Linked DNA regions of Mus musculus: region 1 is linked to region 2. A link is a loop called in an ENCODE intact Hi-C map of the cell type or tissue named here. Cell type or tissue: left cerebral cortex. All regions are shown on one strand. Links, peaks and the distances in the headings refer to the core of each region. The heading gives the core; the rest is flanking DNA.

The links. Peaks named below come from ENCODE experiments on the same cell type or tissue, not always from the same donor. Only the 100,000 strongest peaks of a DNase experiment are listed, where the experiment ranks them.
Region 1: a loop joins it to region 2, with 4 times the contacts of the local background. A loop is called at or near these places in 2 of 42 quality-filtered maps.

What each region holds. Positions count from the first base shown.
Region 1 is chr14:8,456,909-8,465,246 of GRCm38, forward strand. All of the region lies in intron 14 of Cfap20dc (CFAP20 domain containing), which reads right to left. It overlaps Gm46492 (a long non-coding RNA gene), which reads left to right and starts at 7,185. Exons shown (of 4, transcript XR_001781488.2): 1 at 7,185-7,515; 2 at 8,075-8,230. In left cerebral cortex, for the core only: a CTCF peak has its summit at 3,779 (motif pointing right); DNase peaks (open chromatin) are centred at 2,912, 3,794, 5,715, 7,738 and 1 more place.
Region 2 is chr14:9,384,987-9,393,324 of GRCm38, forward strand. No RefSeq gene overlaps it. Among named protein-coding and RNA genes, the nearest start is that of Gm41097, 59 kb to the right of the region's middle. In left cerebral cortex, for the core only: no CTCF peak of the experiment used is centred there; a DNase peak (open chromatin) is centred at 4,467.

The sequences.
Region 1 (8,338 bases), core at 65-8,064, 930 kb before region 2:
CTGTTTAAGGGATGTGTAAACTTCAGGTCGAGTTTTCTTTGGTTCTCCATTTCCCTCTATGAGAGCCTCCATGTACACGCAAAACTTAAAATATTAGATCAAAGGGAATGTGCATGCTTTTCTCCTATTAATCCATCTTGGGTCAATCTGACTCATAAGCCCTAGCCTGAGAACCGGAGCATGTAGCAGAGTCTTTTCTGCTCTGAACATTGTACAAAAATCTCCTGAGAAGATACCACATGTAAATGGTTCTTCAGTGGTCTTCAACGTCTCTGGCAATGACAATTAGCCTTAAGGATGGATTTTATATTATTTTAAGATGATTTTTGTGTGCTTCATTTGTTAAATAACATTTAAATAGACATCGAGTGTTCATGTGACCAACACTGTGTTGGACTCATAGGGATGCTGAGCACATTAAGATATAACCCCAGAAACTTACAGATATAAGTCAGAGGAAAAGACACGTCATGTTCTTCAATGCATGGAAAAATGTTTGAAATGTACACAGAGAAATGCAAATTAAAATAATGATATTTCACTGACAGCTAGGCAAAAGTTCTAAGGTCTTAAGAGACTAAGGGAGGGTGATGGGCTGAGTATTGGCTCATGCCTATAATAATGCTAGTACTAGAGAGGTGAAGGCAGAGGAGGAAGGAATTCAGGATAATCTTCACTCATGTAATGCGTTCAGAGATTGCCTGAGTCTGTCTGTCTGTCTGTCTGTCTGTGGCTCTCTCTTTAATAAAAAACCCTGTCACAAACAATAAACAAAAAATATGGGAACATATTTATATTTATGACAGGAATAAATCAGTGAATGGGTAAGCAATTAGGCAATACTTATCAAATTATCTTTTACCGCTGGGCAGTGGTGGTGCATGCCTTTAATCCCAGCACTTGGGAGGCAGAGGCAGGTGGATTTCTGAGTTCGAGGCCAGCCTGGTTTACAGAGTGAGTTCCAGGACAGCCAGGGCTACACAGAGAAACCCTGTCTCAAACAAACAAACAAACAAACAAACAAACAATTATCTTTTGCCCGAGGAATTCTCTGGCTAGAAATTTACAGTGGCCTTCATAAGAAAAGTTCATGACCATGTTGGCTCTCGTTCCCTTGGCAATAACAAACATGTGGAAACCACCTAGATGTCCGGATCCAGCCAAATGAGGAAGGGATTCCTAGAAGCTTGTGAAAAATAAGTCAATACAAATTCAGAAAGATGCTCAGGACCTACTAACTGAAAGTTCCCAGAGGAAGTGGTGCAGAGGCTAGGACTATCCCCATCCACAAACAAAAGGCCATATAAGCTGTGTCTCCTAGTATGCGCATAGGAAGTTTTTACATGTTAGGTGTCTAAGACACTGTTACTCACCATTACACCTGTCAGTAAAAACGAGGGGCTACACATCTTTTTTTATTCTCTTTTCTAATTTTAGCTGCACTTTGGTTTTGTAGTGCAGGCATTATTATTGTTGTTGTTTTGGTGCTGGGGATAGAATCAGGCTTTCCTCTTGCTACACAAGTACCCAACCACTCAGCTCCATGTATAGCCCTAGGCTCTTTCTATCTTAACATTAGCATCTCTCTCTCTAGGATCCTTCACCATGATGAGATCTGCAAGTCTTCTGACGTATCTAACAACATCCAGTGGCCGAGATTAAGGTGAGCAAGTGCTTGCTTGCTGGCACCAGGCTTTATAGACCCATCTACTGATGGGAAGGGACAGGAAATCAGGTTGCCTTTCTCACTGTCACCTCCTGCCACATAAGCCAAGGTTCTAGTGGCCTGCCTCACTTGATGGATGGACTCCAGAGATGATCACAGAGCATCTCAGGTCTTCTTCAATGCTGGCAATGTTCCAGGAAGTGGTCAGGGTTGTATCTGCATGAATGACAGGTGCTTCAACTGGAGATATGACTAAAAAGTGGGTGGCCATGTAAAACCTCCTTCCTGCAACTCGAATCTGAGGAAAAGGAAGCACCAGGCTACTACACTTGACACTTCAGAGAACACAGGTTGACAAAGAATGTTTAGAGCAGGAGAGCAAAGAGACACTTCCCTGTAGAGGGCAGGCCATCCTAAGAGCTTCCAGGGACACAGACTTTCTTTCCAAATTTGGGTTCAGCTGAGTCCTATTAGACTTTAATTTGTCTTTCAAAAGCCCCCCCCCCCCACTCTCTCTCTGCTTCTTCTCTTTCCTCTTTCCATTTCTTTAGTTGCTGAAGGATGAAAGGAAACCGAAAAGTCACCCTGGCAAGTGACTCACATCTTTACCTTGCCACGGAGAGATATTCAGGGTGAAAGTTCTGGAGGAAGTCAGTTTATCTCCTCAAAGCAGAAAAGCCCAATCAAGCATTGTCTGATTAATTAGAGACACTTGGGGAAAAAAAAAGTGCTATCAAGGCCCACAGCTGTAATCAATTTAATCAACATGCAAAGAGCCAATCTATGCTTTTCTTGATTAACAAAGCTGAATGTTAAACAGAGAAGAGTGACATTGTAGTGCCATTAGCTAAATCTGCAAACTGAGAATTTTCCCTAAATATTCAAAGTCAAGTAAGGGCAAAGCGAAAACTCTCCCATCCTGTCTCAAGCTATGAGCTCCATAGGCCTGGGTATTCCCGTGCTTAAAAAAAAAAAAAAAAAAAAAAAAAAAAAAAAAAGAGGTACGGATGAGACGTGAACACAGACTGCCCAGTGAGGACACACAGTGTCATAAGGTAGAATCTACCAGTGTGCAAGTATGAGTGGTGGCTTACTTGAAATTCCAGAAAGAGCTCCCAAGTGGAGCAGCTCCATGTAGCATCTTTACAAGCTTTTACGGCAAGGGCATGCTGAATGCATTCTAACTCAGCCTTAAGAGCAGGAAACTGCAGCCTTTTCTAACCCAAGAAAATTAACCGTCCTAAAATTAGAATACAAATACAAATTCATATAAGCCTTCCTTCGAGATTTTAGCAGCACTTAGAGAGTAGGCGGGGTTTAATTCAGTGCTGTAACTCAGCCCTGTGGGCTTCTGTAAAGCACAGGTGTGGGCTCCCTCACTAAGCTGTTGGGTTCTCGGAAATGGCATTTGCATAGTGGTTTCCATTTCCTTTGGAATGTTGGGCTATACCTCTAGTTTCAGTACTCAAATACAACAAGGGTATGTTGAAAAAAGGCTCTATCAGGTGAATAATTTGTCTCCCCCCCCCCAACCCCACAGTGTTGACTGGCTGCACACAAAAATAAAGAGCTGAGAAAGCTGACAGGATATTCCGCTGACGAGATTAATTTTTCCCCGCAGTTGCAGAGTGCGTTAATTGTAACATTTCAGTTAATGAGAAATATTGTGATAGGATGCCGATGTGCGCGACAAATGGACTTTTAAACAGATATGAAGGGGAAATGCTATTTTCAAAAAACACTTGAGATGAAATGATCCTGTGGCACTGGGCTGGGCCATTCCTGCAAGCCCATTAGGCTTCTGAGGGAGGGTAATAACTATTTCCACTGGCCAGGCTGGTGGAGGCACTGCGGTTACTCAGTGTTAGCATAGCAGCTATTCAGCCTTCACGCGGTTCTCAACTCTGCAGAAAGCAACATGCAGAACTGTGAAACAGCGACAGACACTGCAGGACCAGAGAGAGCATCTGCATCAACCAGAACTGCACCGTGAACTTTGCATGGAAAGGTGCACATGTAATAAATGCACAATTCAGGGACGGACTGCAATGCAAGTCAGGCAAGAGTCCCCTCTTGCTCCTTTTAGACATCATGCTCTTTTCCTCGTGGCCACCAGATGGCGACGCTACACCTCAAAACGCAAGTTTGATCCCTGTAGGAATGGAAACATCCCGTATGTGCTATCCAGAGTCTTTTCTAAATACTGTATTTGACAAATTCATCCATACTTTTGGGTGTAATTAGTATTCTGTCTTGTGAATATCGCACAGTTTATTTATCTCTTCTAGCATACAAAGCCAGTTCTCTCCAGCTTGAGGCCCTTATGCTGCTTGGGTCTGCAGATCAACTACAGTGTACAATGAGAAGGCGAAGCTTATTGACAGTGCAGGTGGAGCTCTGTCAGCAATGGGTGACACACCGAATAACTGGGAATAAAGGCTCGCAGAGCAACAGAGCAGGGAGGATGAGCCCCAGGGGTTCCATGGGAAAGTTAGGAAGGACTTCTGACGTTAATGGGGGTACCTGTGTATATATAGCTAAATTAGCAGGAAATTCCTCTGGGCACTGGTGACTAATGGCAACTGTTTCAGGTGCTGCTTTAGATAAAGAAAAAGCCAAGATCTTGTTTTGTAGCTCAACTGCTTTCACTTAAACATAATCGTCATAGCAGTTCTAAGGGGTGGAATGGACATTCAACCTCTAGATGTGACTTGGATGCGCACCTCTCTGTGCCTTTTATTGGATATGTATGAAGAAGTGTTATCTCTGGATAAAAAGCCATGATATGTTTAGCTCGTATGAAACAGTTTTCCAAAGCAGTTAGATGAACGTATATCCCCGGGCAGTACATCGTAATTGTCGTCAGTGCCCTCCAGCAGTGCATTCACACCCCCTTGGTGGGACATTTACACCCCTTTCCTGCAGGAGTTCATACCTTCTTGGCATATCTACATCCACTGTGGCATTTACATGCTATATTCACACCTACCCAGCAGTGTACTCACACCCATTGGCAGTGCACACACAACGTCCCAAGCAGGGTATTTATATATCCCTCGTCAGTCTTGGCCATTTTATTTTTCTTTTGGGTTGTCTCTATTTTCTTTCCTACTGATTTGTGTTTTGTTTATATATTGCGGGCTGTAACCCTTGTACTGCAAATATTCTATTTTGTGGTGTGTCTTTTACCTGAAGTAGTGTCCTTTAATAAGTTCCCAATCTCTTCCTACCCTGAGGCTATGAATCTAGTCCTCAGTGCTGTCCTTGTAAAGCATATAGTGTGGAGGGCGGGGCAGCCATCAACCAATCAGCAAATCATGTAACAGTGTAGAACTGTTGCTCAGAGGTTCATGCTGCAGGATGCTTGGTAGGTAGCACAGTGGCGCAAGGGTGTGAAGAAGCAAAGTGGACACAGTGAGATGGAAGCCACTGTGGGAGGAAAAGACACACACAGGCAGAGGGGAAGGGCCAGCGTGGCTTGCACACAAACCCCTACAAGGAAAACTCTATGAAATAAGGTTGTACCAGCAGACAGGGGCCTGGCCACTCAGTCTTGCAGCCTGTATCCTGTGAGTGAAAGGTTTTAAAAAGGAGGAGTAGGTTCCAGCATGTGTTTACAAAGGTCTCTCTAACTGCTTTGTGGGGAACAGGCTGTGGTTAAAGGCACCAGCGATGCATGGAGACTCCCCATTAATCTATAGCATCAGCCCAAGGGAAAGACAGTGAGTGGTCTAGGTGACTAGATACTAAATGTAAGTCATTAGTGAGACAGGAAAACTACAAATGTGAATGGGACCCACCCCACATCACGAGACATAGTGCCTGGTGACGTTAGCTGCAATCCAGCTGGTTTGGATTACATCTAAATTGTCTTGTTCAGCTGAGAGGACAGCAACTGTGTAAGCCCAACAGTGTGCCAAGGGAGCTGGGCAGGACTATGTCAGGGCTGGAACGATCAGGGAGGACCATGTAAGAAATGGAGAGTGGACAAAGTGACTCAGATGCGCTACTAAAGAAGGATGTGAGGATGGCAAAGGCTCAACATACTGTTCTGGGGAGAAGTTAGAAGAAGGCTCATCAAGTTTGGCATCAAGGTTTCTTGTTATCTTGTCTGATAATGAGGAACTGCCTGAGGGTGTGCCAAGCCTGTTTCCTGGCACAGACGAGCAGAATTTGAAGAGACACTGGGTAAATCACCTCCTTAGCCTTACTGTGATGCTTGGATGCCTCATTTTCTCTCTATCCTCGCTTACTAGTGACACCCTATTATCACTGTTTGCAGTCATGAAACTTTTCATATTACTAATGAAATTAATACTGCTAAGGAAAATATTCCTGAGAGGCCCCGTGTATTATCTCACAGAACCCTTGTAGCAAACCTGGAAAAAAAGTTACTACTTTTAGATAACTGAAGTATGCTTGGAAAGGCTGAGTAATTTCCCACAAACACAAACCCGCACTTACCGCCAGACACTGTGCTATAACCATTATGCCACCTCCAAAACCCACTTGTTCTATGTGCCAGTGCCAAACAATAACTAAAGCCATTTTGTTACTAATTTTTTATTGGCTATAATGAGTAGGGTGGTTGGCAGCATGCCAAAGAAGGAGACCGTGTAAGTGCCAACCAAATACTCGCATGAAAACCTGAAGGGCTGAAGATATTGGGCAGACAGCATTATTAACTCCTGATGACAGAGACTAGGCAGGGGTGCCAGGACACAGCAACTGCCTCCACCTCAGAATCTCTTCTTTGGTTTGCTCTTCCATCAGTTCCTTTACTTATTCTAACTTGTGAGTGCTAATTTCAGAACAGGAAAAGTCCACAACCATGCCGAATCCTGGTAAGTCGTGTACACACACACACACACACACACACACACACACACACACACACCTACCTTAATTTGAACTGTCATCATCTAGGATTCAAGTGGTGGCTACTGGGGTTAGGTACAAATTTTTTACCCCTCTTAATATTTTTATTAATTATTTGGGAATTTCACATAATGCACCCTGATTACACTTCCTAGTCCTTCCAGGTCTATCCCCCACCTTTGTGACCTCTCCCCTCCAGGAGAAGAAGAAGAGGAAGAAGAAGAAGGAGAAGAAGAAGGAGAAGAAGAAGGAGAAGAAGGAGAAGAAGAAGGAGAAGAAGGAGGAGGAGGAGGAGGAGGAGGAGGAGGAGGAGGAGGAGAAGAAGAAGAAGAAGAAGAAGAAGAAGAAGAAGAAGAAGAAGAAGAAGAAGAAGAAGAAGAAGAAGAAACACTAAGTGCATTTTGTGTTGTTTATTTACTCCCAATGGCCAGCTCTTCAAAGAAAGTGGAGTCCTTCCCCACCCCTCCCTGGCTAGAAGAGCTACACTTAAGTATTCCTATCACAAATTTTAAGAATTCTCTTCAATAGCTTCCCATCTAGACTGCTTAATTTTTTGGGGGGGGGTGAAGTTGGGGGGAAACTAGATAGCAAATATTGTCACTTTTCAAGTGTCATTACATGCAATTACATAAGGCCAGCACTGGCAAACCAAGCGAAGAGCACATGAGAGAAGCCCTGCTGCACTTGCATCAGGCAGGCGTACTAAGATGGTTTCGGTGATGCAAGCCCATCGTCGTCACGTTAGGTGCATGTGTGCTGTTCACATCTCACATTTGTTCATAGAAAATATAAATCTGTTAATTTATTTTTCCTGGTGAATATCTGCAATGATACAAAATAAAAGTGGTTGATTTCATTGCTATGACAGACTGACCCTGTTTTATCCCATGGGAAAACAGGAGGCTTATTCATAGATATTCTTCAATCACCATAAGAAGTTAAAAAACGACAATGAAAGCCAATGAGGACAGGTGAGTATGTCACTAAACATGGCTGGTAGAAGACAGGTGGTGGGTTTGTGTGTGTGTGTGTGTGTGTGTGTGTGTGTGTGTGTGTGTGTGTGTGTGATTGAAATGCCTCAAGACCCACAGGAGGTTTTGGCATACTTAAAACACAATTAAAATTAGGCTTGGAAGGAGATGCAGGCACTGCGGAGAGATGTTGGAGGGAAGCCATGCACACGGCAGCTTGGGAAAGGCCAGGTGTGCTTGTTGTGAGGGCGCTGCTGTGACATCTTAGAGGGCACTTTTTCCTAATCAAGAAGCTGCTAATTTTAATAGAGAATAGCCTGAGGCGTTTTAAGGTCAAACTAGAAATATGTTGATGATTTAAAAATGCAAGCCAAGTGTGTTATTATATTACAGCTGCAGTGTTATTGTAGTTTAAGGATATCCGTAAATCAGCACAAACCCACACGTATCGTTTCCTACACATTTTTCACCAAGCTGCCTTCTGTCTGTGAGTAATCAGCTAATCTCCTCCTCGCCTCACCATCCCTCCAAGTGACAGATCCGTTCCTCCCTATTACAGAAGGTCTTCATTTACTGTGTGCCTCGCCCACAGCACTTTCTGGCTCGGGCTTGAATCTGGAAACTCACTCTCAGAATGCAGAGACCGTCATGTCATGTCAGGATGCAGAATGCAGTTGTCCTCCTTTGTCTCCCACGTCCGCCATTAGTCCAGGAGGTAAACATCAGAGCCTTTTCTGGGCTCCAACTATGCACTAATTGTATTTGCAGAATGAAGTCAGTTTCTGTTTTCAGTAAGAGTGTTGTTAAAGAGTCTATGGGGGGA
Region 2 (8,338 bases), core at 249-8,248:
CTACAAAATTATGTGAAATGAGTTATATGGGTTATAGAGCACATTTCTGTGTTCTGTCTATTCTGACTATCAAGAAATAATGTTGCAATACCATCAAAAATGTAGTGTTGGGAGAGTTGGCTACAAGAGAGATATGGAGAGGGGAAGAGATGGTAGCTAAGTGCTTGGTTCTTGATTTAAGTAGAACGTTAGTATACAGAGTTTTAGCTATAAAATATACTTCAGTGAGAGATCATTAATTAGGAACCCTAATATGGCACTCATCATGGTCTTCATTTCAGAGATGCTTAGGGAATGATCCTTCAGGCCAGTCAAATTGCCTCTGAATTGTGGATCTGTCTTTGCAGATTGGGATATTGTGAAAAGCCCCAATCTATGGCAGGCCATTAGGTAAGGTACAGTGGATACAGCAAGCCCAGGTCCTCCAAAACTCCTCACATTTTAATATAATAGAACATGTAGGTATAGTTGCTGTGGAATGCTAGTCTATTGCAGGGCTATGATTATAGGTCTATCTATTAAAAAAAAAAAGGCCCCAACATTTAAAAAGCTTTTCTGGCTGGTAGACAGAGAGGTAGGCAGGCAAGAAGGTTGACTGGTAGATGAATGGATGAATAGCTGAAAGGGTAAATGTGTCAAAGGAGGGAATATGAAGCTAGATAACAGAAAGCAACTTATGTTCTTCTTTAACTTCTTTTATAATCATTGATTAGAAGTCAACATGCTCATGGCTTACAGTAATGCATCCCATTATTATTAAATAAATATGAGGGACGACCAAAGAGCTAATTAAATTAACCCAACGATAAAACATCTGTAATTGATTTACACAATGAACACATGATTAATGCACCATTTAGAATGAAGGACGGTAAAGAGGAAGATGACAAATTTAAAACCACTTTGTCTGGGCATCAAAGAATTTCTCAAGAAAACAAGAGAGCTCATCTCTCCTGTGATAGCACATTTCTTTCTCCATTTATGAAAAGACGAAAGATTAGGTGCAGACTCACCAATGACACTATGGGTTTGCTAAAGCAATTAGCCCTGTGCACTTTCCTCCTAGGCTCCACAGACACAGGAGCAGAACTGATCCTAGTGTGCCACTTTTTCTCAAACAACTTTCTCAGAGTCTGGATGAATCCAAAGAGCATGGAGGATAAGGGAGAATGTTCTACTTGCTTCTTTACACCTGCATCAAATCTGCAGGCATGGAACTGCAATGCTGAACTGCTTTCTCCTTGCAAATGTGACTTTTATTTTCCTTTGGGAAGCCAGAGTGCCTGTGCTCTCCTTGTGTGGATTCAAATGTAGCTGCAGTTTAGGAACTCACTCAAGAATAAGCACAATGTGTCCATTGCACAAGGAGAGTAGACCTAGGCCATGATCCAGACCAATTGCAATTCTCATCTGTTTTAAGATATAGCCATTTGGGAGAACAAAGATAAGGTGTAGCAAGAATCAAGAGCTAGCCAGAGCAAAGAGCAAGAGTACTGAGTCCTGGAATGTCTGAACCACAGATACCTCCATTCTCTGTGTGTAGTGATCTATTGGCAGAAAACATGGAGGCATTTTGTGAAGACCCAGGAATGTGCTTGACACTTGTGAGCAATGCCTTTTGGACAGACATAGGCCAAGGAGCAGCCCTCTCTGTGGGGTGCCAGGTGTCCTCTTTGGGGTACCTTGTGAGGGGCTGCAACATGGCTGTTTAACTATTTTTTCCAGAGCAGCAAGCTCCCCACTTTGCTCTTCAGTAAACACCTGTCTTCTTAGGCTGGTTTGATCTGGGGCTTTTTTCTTTTGTGGTAGAAAGAGCTTTGGATAGTTTCCTCTTCCCCATGTGTATAATAAACACTTGTGGTTTAGATGCAAAGGTCCCAAATTTTCCCTAGGGGCCACATGTACCACATGGGGGAAGAAGGCAATGGTGGCAATTCATTCAGGAGGGTGTTCACACCAGTCTGAATAGGTGGTTCATTCAGGAGGGTGTTCACACACACAGTATGAATAGGTGGTTCAGTTTGGAATGTGGTTGGTTCCCTAAAACCATTGTTAGGATGGACACTTTTCTCTGTATTCAACAGTGAGATCTATTGTTTTCACTCAAATGGTTAAAGTATTTTTAATTTAGTTCAGTAAGAAAAATCTTATAAGTCAGTCAGTTTTGAATCCAACTCCTAGAACCCATGTTAAATCTGCTGGGCAAAGTGGCATCCACTTGTAATGCCAGCAGTAGGAAGGAGGAAACAGACAGATCCCTGGGGTTGGCTTGCCAGCCAGCACAGCTAGTGTGATCTCCCAACAACAATAATAACAACAACAACAACAAGAGCAGCAGCAACAATAGCAGTAGCAGCAACAACAGCAACAGTGATAGCAACAACTACCATGGCAGCAACAACAATAGCAATAACAACAGCAACAACAGCAGCAGCAACAACAACAACAGCAACAACGATAGCAATAACCATGGCAGCAACAACAGCAGGAGCAACAACAAAAAGCAAATGGCATTGGAAAAAAATATCTGAGGTTGTCCTCAGTCCTCCACACACAACACATGTACCAACACACACACTGAACATATATATTTATAGAGAGAAAAAAAATAATCTGTATTTTTAAAGTAAAAAAAGTTATTTTCTATAGATCTCCACATACAATCTAAGGCATGAGGATCTTCACATACTGACTAAGAGGGGTATAAAGTGAAGCTGGTTAGACTCCCAAAGTCTTGAAGCAGAGCTGGCATTGCAGGGAACAATTAGTGACACTTTAGAGATGCAGTACTCTAAGGAGGGCCAGGGTGAGAAACTGCACCTCAGATCCTTCTCAGCATCTTCATTGATTGTGGCTCAGACCCTTGAAGGTCCAGAACTATGGTTTGAACATTTCTACCAACACTCTTGTTGAAATGTAATCCCTGTGTGTGAAGGATTAAGGGGTGGGAATAGGTGATGCCTTTCATAGATGCCTTTAAGAGATTCTGCCCCATGATCATTAATCCATTTAAGTGAGTCAGTTAATGGTTTGTCTTCAGTGAGTCTGTGGCTCTTAAAGGCTGTCTTGTCTGTCTCTTGTTTGTACTGTTCTTACCATGAAACTCCCTGAATCACTTCTGGCAGAGTGAAGGTCTCACCAGGGATGCAACCTCAACCTTCCATCCCCAGGAACTCTGAATGGGGTAAGTCTTTATAAAACACCCAAGCTATACTATCTGGTTACAACAGGTCAGACAGGAACAGGTTCTGGGTTAACTGAAGACCAATGCCTTTCTTGCTCCCTGGCCATGTTGGATTACACCAATGTCATCCTGTACCTTGTTGGGATTAAAATATGTTACATAGAGAGACATTTCTGTTATAATCTGAAAAGCAATTTGAATTTTAGTAAGTCTGATAAGCCACTGTAAAATTGACAATGATCACTATGTACATAGAAATTTTACACACACCACCACCACCACCAGCAGCAGCACCACCACCATCACCAACACTACTACACCATCACCATCATCATCATCAACAGCAGCACCATTATCAGCATCACACCATCACACCATCACCACCACCACCACTACAGCATCATCAACAACACCACCGTCACTACCACCACAACAACATCATCAACACCATCAAGACCAACCCTATCACCACCACCACCACCAAGTGTAGATATCAAAACTTTCTATTCTTCACTTCCTTTGTAACTTAAAAAAAGTCATGAGTTCATGCTTAATATTTCTCTTTTGCTGGTAAACATGTGTGTAGGAAGGTATCATATTGTTTCAGTCCCAGCATTTCTCTGAGACCAAGAGAAGAAGGGCTATTACAGGCAGAGCAGCATCCAGGGCTTCCTACAGTTATCTCTGCTGGCTTGATAGCCCGTGGGGAAATGAAGTTTGGAATGCAGCATCTCTGCATGTCCTCCTGAAACCATGGATTTGGGAGAGCACCAGAACAGCCTCTTTTGAGGAAGTAGAACCCAGGTTTCCCATTTACACTTTGGGTCAGTGGCTTGGTTCAGTGCTCTGTTATGCTTTTGCTATTTATTGATTTGAGCAGCATGAATCACTCTTCAACAAACAGGGCTGCGCTAATGTGTTAAAAGCTCATCATGGTGATAATGGACACAGTTAAAAAAGGAATCAGATGATGTGAGTGTAAAAGGCTTTTCCCCAGATAGCAGAAAATAAATTGAAAACAAATTCAATTAAAATAACATCCAACCTTTTATTCGTCTGTGGTGTGATTCCTCTAAAGGAAGTCCCCAAAGCTTATGCATTCCTCTGAAGGGCAACCCCTGCTGCAGCCTGGCTTGCCCAGACAAGTGCAGAGCTTATGCCCACAGCAGGTGGAGACTTAAGACCTTGCTCTTGGCACCCATGTGACCGAACTGTCCCCAGATAGCTCCCTGTGTTTGTAATACTCATTTCTGTGTTCTTTTAGTTGGGTCTAGCAGACTTCCTCTTTCCTAAAGCAGATTCACATCGTCAAGTACCCTTCCCGTGCCTCGGCCATGTGTGAAATATCCATCCACCAGGCTCCCATCCTACCGCTGCTCAGCCTTCCTGAATGTCCCGAGGTCTGTCTCCTGCAGAAGTTTCTAGCTCTGTGAGGCTGACTTTTTCCTTCCTTTTGTTCCCAACTGACTTTTCTGTCATTCTCAGCATGAAAATAGTAACACAGCACAGCAGGCAAGGGCCTGACCTTAAAGGATCTGTCCTTCTTGTCCCTGGTCTTTTTCATTAGTTGAATCCCCTGCTGTCCTGCCAAAGGCCCCAATGCCAATGGCTCTGTAAGCGCGCTCACCTCCACATGGTCACCTCCACATGGTCACCTCCACATGGTCACCTCCACATGGTCACCTCCACATGGTCACCTCCACATGGTCACCTCCACATGCTCACCTCCACATGCTCACCTCCACATGCTCACCTCCACATGCTCACCTCCACATGCTCACCTCCACATGCTCACCTCCACATGGTCACCTCCACATGGTCACCTCCACATGCTCACCTCCACATGCTCACCTCCACATGGTCACCTCCACATGGTCACCTCCACATGGTCACCTCCACATGGTCACCTCCACATGGTCACCGCCCTCACTTTCCCATTTCCTATCACCCCCAAGTTCTTTGGGTCCTACTTTCAACTCGAACTCGGGCTTTGCTTTTCTGTTGAGTTGTGCGTTGGCCCAGCCATCTCGGTCTGTTGTCCCTACCATAGCAAGCAAATCTCTGCACTTCACCAGTTTCAAAATAGATCAATTTACCATCTCACCATTCTCAAGATCTCAAGTCTGAAAATCAGTGTGTCAGCAGGGCCACATTCCTTCTGAACCTGCTATTAATAGATAAAGGAAATGAAACCTACATAGAAAAAAAAAAAAAAGAAAAAAACAACAAACCAGCACTCTCATGTTTAATGTAGTTCTTCTCACAGTGGCTAAGATATGGAATTGCCTTTCTTAGTAGGTAGGTAGGGAATTTTAAATGTACTGACTAATACAGATGGTGGAAGTTTAAGGTAGCAGATGGGATCTTTATAGATAAGATTTGTGACTCTCAATCTTTTCCATTGTCAACTCCTGAGAAGCAGGATCTTGTCTAAAGTAGCAACTCTTATAAGTTGCCTGGCATTGGGAGGTCACTAGTAGGTCCATGGTAGTGCTATGGATGAATTACTACACAAATAATTGAGTCAAAATGATTGTGAGGCTTGAGCAACTCATCAATGCTTGGCTGTCAGAGGAATCCTTTGAGTTTTATGGATTTTGATGATATACGCAGTAGAGACCAGTAATGTTTTAGACAATGTCCCAGAGAAGACTGTGCTGCCCTTCTGAGGACTCCAGGTCAGTTCTCAGCACCCATGGAAGGTGGCTCACAACCATGCGTAACTCCCGCTCCGAGGGATCTGCTACCTCTGGCTTCTGGAGACGCTTCATGAAGACACATAATCACCCACCCACTCCCACCCCTGACTCAACACACATGAATACACATGATTATTAAAGTAAAATAAATATGCATTTTTAAATTGGTAGGCTAAGAAACATGTTAAGGTAGCCTGAATGTTAGAATGAAAAGTAAAGGGTAACTTAGTTGCTTTATTTTGGGAGGGGTGAAGATAAGAATACTCTGACATATATCTTATGGCAGAATACAGTTTCAACATATGTTCACCTCTGGAGGGTGACTCCTCCAAACAGGCAGGGTGTTTCTTTGCTTCTAGTGATGAGTTAATAGTCAATTCTGTGTTAATACCCAGTAGATGGGGGAGAAATGTCTGAAGCAAAGCTAGTCTAAAGTGTCTTGTGTCAGCAGAGGCAGAAATGTGCACTGTCGCCACAGCCCACAGCAACTCTGAGAAGCAGCTGGGAACTGCAGCCACTGGGAGACCCAGAGCTCAGCTCCTGGCCACCCATAATCCCAGAAAGGCCGTCATTTGAAATTGCACTTCAGCTTGTGTTTCTCTTTTTGTTCTACAGTTGTAATGCCTAGTCAGACGAGTCTGAGAAGCACAGTCTGCCAGTTGACTTAGTATCCTGTAAGTCGGGGACTCATTTCAGACTTGCTATCTGCAAAACTCAAGAAAAGCTTCAGGGTGACTTCAGCCAATAGGAGGCCTTTGTTTTCCCCCTACTTTATTAAAAAAAAATATTAGAACATATTTGTTTTTGAGAGATGGTTTGTGTGGTGCGGGCTAGCTTGGAACTTAGCTGAGGGTGATCCTGCCTCTACTGTTATTTGCTGGGATCAAAGACATGAGCCTCCATAGCTAGGTTTATGCAATGCTGTGGATTAAACCTAGCGCTTCAACACAGTAGGCAGGCACTCCACCAACTGACTATCCTTGAAGGGCACCTTTAGCCTTCTGAGTCTGCCACTGCCTAATGGTGCAGTTGGAGGAGCTCCTTTAGGCTCTCTTCCTGCATGCCACGTCAGGGCTCCCGGCAAGCTTGCTTTAGCCCCAGAAGCTCGATATACTTGCTTTTGAGATCCCTGAAGCCGTTAAATGAAATGCCAATAAAATGCTATTTCTCGAGGATTGGGCTATGCCCCACCTATAACCTTAACTAAAAATGGTTCTGGACTATCTGTTCCAGGAAACAGCAACCGTGCCTCTGTTTCAGAAGGTTATTATGACCATCTGCTGTGACGCCTACCTTGTTATGACCCCCTTATTATGACCAACTTGAAATCATGCTTTTGTTTTAGGAGTATGTTATGGCCAACTTGTTATGCTTCTATTCTGCTTCTGTAACCCTGCCAATTTTGCCTGCCAAATCCCCTATTTGGAAATCCCCTACCCCTCAGAGCTAAAAACATCTTACCTTCCTCACATACAGTGTTGATCTCTTGAGCCCTGCCTTAAGAGGGAGACAGCCCAGCTTATGTACATAAATAAGAATCATAATTATAATAATAAAAGCTTGCTTTAATTGTTTGTTTTAAATAATCTGGCCATGATGATTTGAGTCGGTGGTCTTTCTCTTTGAATCGTTGAAAAGAACATGGCCTGCCTCAGTTTCCTTGTCTTTAAAATGACAATTTCACTGGAATCATCCTCATGAGGTTGTTTAGAGAATTACATGAATTATTAATATACAAACGCACATGTGACAGTAGTTAGCACATTGGCCAGAGTCGTAGGGATTTTATTGCTACGATGAAACATCATAACGAAAGAGCAAGTTGAGGAAGATTGGCTTACACGTCCATGTTGCTGTTCATCACTGAGGGACGTCAATGCAGGAACCCAATCAGGACAGGAACCTAAGACAGGAGCTGATGCAAAGGCCATGGGGAGATGCTGCTTACTGGATTGCTTCCCATGACTTATCCAGCCCCCTTTCTTACAAAACGCAGAAGCATCACTGCAGGGATGGCACCGTCTACCATGAGCTGGCCCCTCCCCCACTGATAAATAATTGAGAAAACGCCTTACAGCTGGATCTCATGATGACATTTTCTCAACTGAGGCTCCATCCTCTCTCAGGACTCTTGCTTGGGGCAAGTTGACACATAAAACTAGCCAGTATATCCAGAATCTACATAGGGCTCAGAAGCAGTCTCAAAGGCACAGCTTGCCCTGTGTCCAGAACTTTCTACTGTATGTAAAGCCTTCTGAGTTTGAAAATTGTTTAAAATGAGGCCACCTGAGTTGCTCTGTGCCTTGGAGAGGTGGAACCCCAAAACAGAACAGGCAGCAGGTGTCTTGTTCACTCAGCTCCAATGGCATGATTCCTTGGCTTCCTCTATAGGCTGCAATCCCACAGGCCTGAAACCCTACGGAAAAGAAGGGAGAGGCAGAGGAACTCTGGAGCC